2 separate regions of the Homo sapiens genome follow, and region 1 is linked to region 2. The links are chromatin loops, found by intact Hi-C in ENCODE. Cell type or tissue: heart left ventricle. All regions are shown on one strand. Links, peaks and the distances in the headings refer to the core of each region. The heading gives the core; the rest is flanking DNA.

Region 1 (2,903 bases), core at 157-2,656, 74 kb before region 2:
CCTCCTGACTCGGCCTCCCAAAGTCCTGGGATTACAGGCGTGAACCACTGCGCCAGGCCCCATTTTGTTTTGTTTTGTTTTTGAGACAGAATCCCATTCCATCACCCAGGCTGGAGCACAGTGGTACACACATGGCTTACTGCAGCCTCAAACTCTTGGGCTTGACTGATCCTCCCACTTCAGCCTCCCAAGTAGCTGGGACTTAACATGCCATAGTTACAGTGTTATAGCGTTTTGTGTTTTTTATGTACTTACTATTACCACTGAATTTTATACCTTCAAGTGATTTCTTATTGCTCATTAACATCCTTTTCTTTTAGATTGAACTGCTCCCATTAGCATTTCTTGTAGGACAGGTTTGGGACCGATGAAATCCATCAGCTTTTGTTTGTCTGGCAAAGTCTTTATTTCTCTTTTGTGTTTGAAGAATATTTTTGCCAGTTATACTATTCTAGGGTAAGCTTTTTTTCCTTCAGCACTTTAAATATGTCATGCCACTCTCTCCTGGCCTGTCAGGTTTCCACTGAGAAGTCAGCGGCCTCCATTGCATGTTATTTGTTTCTTTTCTCTTGCTGCTTTTGGGATCCTTTCTTTATCCTTAACCTTTGGGATCTAAGTGTTTGGTCACTGCAGCTGTATCTGCTTTAGGGGGCACCCCAAGCCGAGTAACCCTGTGGTTCTTGCAGGTGGCAAAGGCAGCCAGGCCAGTGTCGTCCCCTCCAGGGTGGCGAGTTCCCCCCAGTCCTGGGCGGATACAGAGATGCCATTTGGGAGCCAGTGCCTGTAGTTGGGAGTCTTAGGAATCTAGTTGGTGCTGTATTCTACTGTGGCTAAGCTGGCACCCAAGCTGCGAGACACAGGCCTTCCCACTCTTGCCTCCCTTTTCCACAGGCAGAGAACCCTCACCCCACAGCCACCACTGCCCCAGGCCCACGGGGAGTACTGCCAGACTATCGCTCGTGTTCACTCGAGGACCAACGGCCCTCAGTCAGCTTGTGGTGAATATGCTGCCATGCCTGAGCCTCTCTCTTCAGGGCAGTGGGATCCCCTCTAGCCCTAGGGCAGGTCAGGAGCCCAGGCCTGGAACTGGAACTGGGGACCCCAGGAGCCCACTTGGTGCACTACTCCGCTGTGGTCGAGCTGGTACCCAAGCTGCGAGACAAAGTCCCCTTTACTCTTCCCTCCCTTTTCCTCAAACCGAAGGGGTCTCTGCCTGTGGCCACCGCAGCTGGGAGTGTGCTGGGCCCGCACGGCTCTGAGTGTCAGCCGAGGCCTGCAGCAAGTACGGCCTGGGTATGGCTGCTGGTTCCTCAGTGCCCAAGAGCCCTTCAGTCAGCAGGTGATGAGTCCCGCTAGGACTGGGTCCTTCTCTTCCCTTCCGGCCGAGGGTGTCTAGAAATGTCGTCTGGGAGCTAGGGCCTGGAATGGGGGCCTCACGACTCTGACCAGTGCCCCATCTTACTGTGGTTGAGCTGGTATCCAAGACACAAGACAATGTCCTCCCCACTTTTCCGTGTCCTCTCCTCAAGCAAGAGGAAGGAGGGGCTCCTGGAGCTGTGAGCGGCACTGCCTGGCCTTGGGGGAGGGGAGGTGTAAGCATGGCCCGAGCTACCCCGGCTGCTATCTCACTAAGTCGCTTGTACCCCAAGTCCGCTGGCTCCGAGCCCAGTCCAGCAGCAGGACTTGCCCGGGACTTGCCGTCCTTGTTGCCTAGACTGCCTTTCAAGTATATTTCAGGCCCCTGAATACTTTAGGCCGCAGTGGTGAGGCTTTGCTGGAGCTCAGGCTCCATCCGCTGAAGATGGGCGATTCCTCTCCGGCTAGGGCTGATGTAAATCCTCCCTTCGTGGGCGCCCGCTAACTTCTGCCCCGTGTTGCTTTCTGCTGGGACACGGCAGCAGCGCTGAGTTCCGACGCAAAGCCCCACAGTCACCGTGCCCTCCCTCCCCCAAGTGTACAGCTTCTCTCTCTGCACCACGAGGCTGCTGCGGAGCGGGGGCTGGGGGTGGGGGGTGCCGGGGCTGAGGCTGGGGCGCGGGGCGGGGAGTGATTCAAGACTGTCCTTCCTACCCTTGTCACGGCCTCTTTCAGTGATGTGAAGTTCAACCAGGTCCTGTGATCGCTCACCTGATTTTTGGATATTAGGAAAGTGCTTTTTTGTGTGGCTAGTTGTTCAATTTGGTGTTCCCGCAGTGGGGATGATCACTGGAGGCTTCTATTTGGCCATGCTGTTCTGCCTCTCTCTCTATCTTCTGTGTTGATAAAGCCCTTTCAATATTAGTAAGTGTATTTAACACAGTAGAGATTCCTGAAGCTTCTTCATGACTGTTCAATTTGGGCCTGATAGCAATATGCGTTTCCTTGTTTCTTATCCTGTGACTGAGCAAGCAGGACATTGTAACAGTGGAGGAAAAATCCCCAGTTTTCCATGTTCTCTCATCCAAAAACTTTTTGAGAGAAAGAGTACATTTAGGAAGCAGGACGACCATTTAGATTTTTACTAATAGCCTGGTTTTATATGGTTGGTTTTATATGGCTATTTATAAATGTTTTGATTTAACTTGTTAAAGTGTAATATCCCAAAATTCTATGATTTATTTTTCTCTTTTCCCATTGCAATATTTATTTATTTATTTATTTATTTTGAGACAGAGTCTTTCTCTGTTGCCCAGGCTTGGGTGCACTGGTGCAATCTCGGCTCACTGCAACCTCCGCCTCCCGGGTTCAAGCGATTCTCTTGCCTCAGCCTCCTGAGTAGCTGGGACTACAGGTGCACCCCACCATGCCCGGATAATTTTTGTATCTTTGGTAGAGACCCAGTTTTGCCATGTTGGCCAGGCTAGTCTCAAACTCCCAACCTCAGATGATCCACCTGCCTCAGCTTCCCAAAGTGCTGGGGTTAC
Region 2 (2,903 bases), core at 254-2,753:
AACGCGTCGTATTACCTCATGCATCTTCTCTGCTGAGCTTTCCAAAAGAGTGGCTTAGGCTGGGCCTGGTGGCTCATGCCTGTAATCCCAGCACTTTGGGAGGCCAAGGCAGGTGGATCACCTGAGGTCAGGAGTTCAAGACCAGCCTGACCAACATGGAGAAATCCCGTCCCTACTAAAAATACAAAATTAGCTGGGCGTGGTGGCGCATGCCTGTAATCCCAGCTACTTGGGAGGCTGAGCCAGGAGAATCACTTGAACCTGGGAGATGGAGGGTGCAGTGAGCCGAGATCGTGCCATTGCATTCCAGCCCGGCCAACAAGAGCGAAACTCCATCTCAAAAAAAAAGAGTGGCTGGCCGGGCGCAGTGGCTCACGCCTGTAATCCCCGCACTGTGGGAGGCCGAGGTGGGTGGATCACGAGGTCAGGAGTTCAAAACCAGCCTGGCCGAGATGGTGAAACCCCGTCTCTACTAAAAATAGAAAAACTAGCCAGGCGCAGTGGCAGGCGCCTGTAATCCCAGCTACTTGGGTGGCTGAGGCAGGAGAATCGCTTGAACCTGGGGGGCGGAGGTTGCAGTGAGCCAAGATGGTGCCACTGCACTCCAGCCTGGGTGACACAGTGAGACCCCGTCTCAAAAAAAAAAAAAAAAAAAAAAAAAGTGGCGTATGTTCCCGGTCTCCACCTCTCATTCGCCAGCCCCTGTGACCAAACCCCTGGGATTAGATCTCCATCGGGTCCCTCCCCTCACCCTAACCTCACATGCAGTGGTTCCTGAGAAGCTGCTGTTTATCTGATCACGGGATCCAGCAGGATCTGAGGGCTCATTCACTGAATCTGTACTACCCAACAAGGCAGGCTTGTCCTTACCCACACTTTTCAGGTGAAAACTTAATCAGATTCAAGCGTTTATCTTAGTGGCCTCTTCGTGGTGTGTGATTTCCTTCTTGCAGCTCTTTACTGGCTAAAACTCTTCACTGGGAGTTAAACCAGGTGTGGTCCTTGACCCTCATCATTTTGTCCCATCTCCTATGCTGGGCTCTGTATCCTTGTCTCCAAGCAGTCTCGTGTGACAGGGAAGTTACCTATTATTGTATGGTCCCCTCTTCTTGTCACCTCTGGTGTGGCACTTGTTCCATTTCTTGTTCAATGAATGTGATTTGTGAATGTGCCACATCTGTGGGAGGAAGGCAGTTCGCAGCAAGAGTTGTAGTTCCCTTGCTTTGCCCTGAGGGCCAGGACTTTACACTAGATTTTTTTGTTGCATTCCTGCACTCATAAAGTACACGTAAACTTAGAGGTGGTGTGTTAAATGCTAGAACTTAAAACTGAGTTCAGCTAGGCTCAAGTGCCCCACAATTTTTGTCCCACCAGACAATTTCATGAATATCTACAGATTGTTCCCTCAATATGCCTCAATATTGAGGCATATTGATTTGGGGAGCACAGACAAGTCAAGGTTGATGTGCATCCGCTGAACATGATCTTAAGTTGTTGAAGTAGGTATTATTAATGAACGAACGTCTATTTTAGCTCCAAGAGCCCCTGGTCTTCCAGAAGAGACTCCCAATGATCTTCCAGAAGCAGCTGGGCTTCTTTTGGTCCTCCCCCACCCAGGTGCAGTCCCGTTCTCCCTGCCTGGGTGAGTTTGATTCCTCTGCCGTGGAATAGGCTAGGCTGCTACCTCTTGAGCCTCTTCCACCAGGCCATCCATTAGGTGGCGACAGAGAGCACTAAAAGGAACTACTATGGAAATAAAACTTGTTTTGCTTCTTGGGGGGAAAAAAAAAGAAAAAGGCTTGTGGGGCGTGTGTGCATTTTAGTCAGATTTTACTGTGCAAAACATTTGAGAGATTTCTGCCCTCTTTCTCCCTTCCATTCTTCTCAACCCACTGGGCGCCCTACCACCCCTGTCTCCTTCAAGATAAGGTAGATCAGAAGACCAAATAGACAAATGCCATGTCCACTGTTTTCTGTCACAGTTGATAGCCATACCAGTCACCCAAGCTGGAAACCCAACAGGCCCCTGCCCTTCACTGCCCACATCCAAGGGAGCCACCAAGTCCCACAAATTGTTCCTTTAACTGTTTGTCCCTCTTTTGTCTTCTGTCATCCCTTCTACCGCTGTCCTGGTTCAATCCCTCATCTTGCTCTGGGACTCCCATGATAACTTATGATCTTTCCTCCACCTCTCTATCTTCCACACAATCCCTATCATCAATCTCATTCCCCTGCTTTAAACCCAAGAGTGGCACCCTGTGTTTGAGTGACATCAGGGCCCCTCATGTGGCTCCTGCTTCTCTTTGTGGCCCCTTCTGTTGCTGCTGCTTTTCTTATGGACATAGCCCTCAGCAGTCCAGGACTGCTTGTAGTTCCTCCCAGGTACCATGTTTCTTGCACTCCTGGCCTTTGTCATTGGCTCCCCTGCCCAAGTCCCCTTCTCTTCTCCTTTCCTTCCCCTGTGGCCTTGCCTTGTCGTGCTTATCCTTGAAGACCCTGTCAGGTATCTCTTCCCCAAAGAGCCCTGCCTAACCACCGCCCCCCTCCCCCCCGCGACACACACACCTGGGTTAGGCCCTGCCTCTCCACGCCTGTGCCTCCTGCCAAGTCCTCAGAGGTCTCTGATCCCATGTGCCTCCAGGCATGGCATAGGGGGACTGTGACACAGCCTCTCGGCCCACAGACCCCTGATTGTGGGCTTGCTCACTGCCCCAGTCAGTCCTCTTATTGAGGATTCCGTGCCAGTTCCTGACTCCAGCACACACACGCATGTAGGCCGCCCTCCTAGTGCCTGGCTCCTTCCCTGTCTCTTCTGCCACTCATTCCCATGGTCGTATCCTGGAGTTGGTCATCTCTGGAACTCCACCCACGGAGTTCTAACTTAGCTCTGCCTATGATGAGGA

What was found. A loop is a pair of places that touch in the nucleus more often than their neighbours do. Peaks named below come from ENCODE experiments on the same cell type or tissue, not always from the same donor. Only the 100,000 strongest peaks of a DNase experiment are listed, where the experiment ranks them.
Region 1: a loop joins it to region 2, with 9 times the contacts of the local background. A loop is called at or near these places in 2 of 110 quality-filtered maps.

What each region holds. Positions count from the first base shown.
Region 1 is chrX:154,124,575-154,127,477 of GRCh38, reverse strand. No RefSeq gene overlaps it. Among named protein-coding and RNA genes, the nearest start is that of OPN1LW, 18 kb to the left of the region's middle. In heart left ventricle, for the core only: no CTCF peak of the experiment used is centred there; a DNase peak (open chromatin) is centred at 1,637.
Region 2 is chrX:154,050,213-154,053,115 of GRCh38, reverse strand. The region is part of intron 1 of MECP2 (methyl-CpG binding protein 2); the gene reads left to right. Among named protein-coding and RNA genes, the nearest start is that of MIR718, 32 kb to the right of the region's middle. In heart left ventricle, for the core only: a CTCF peak has its summit at 1,718 (motif pointing right); no DNase peak of the experiment used is centred there; H3K27ac peaks cover 237 bases.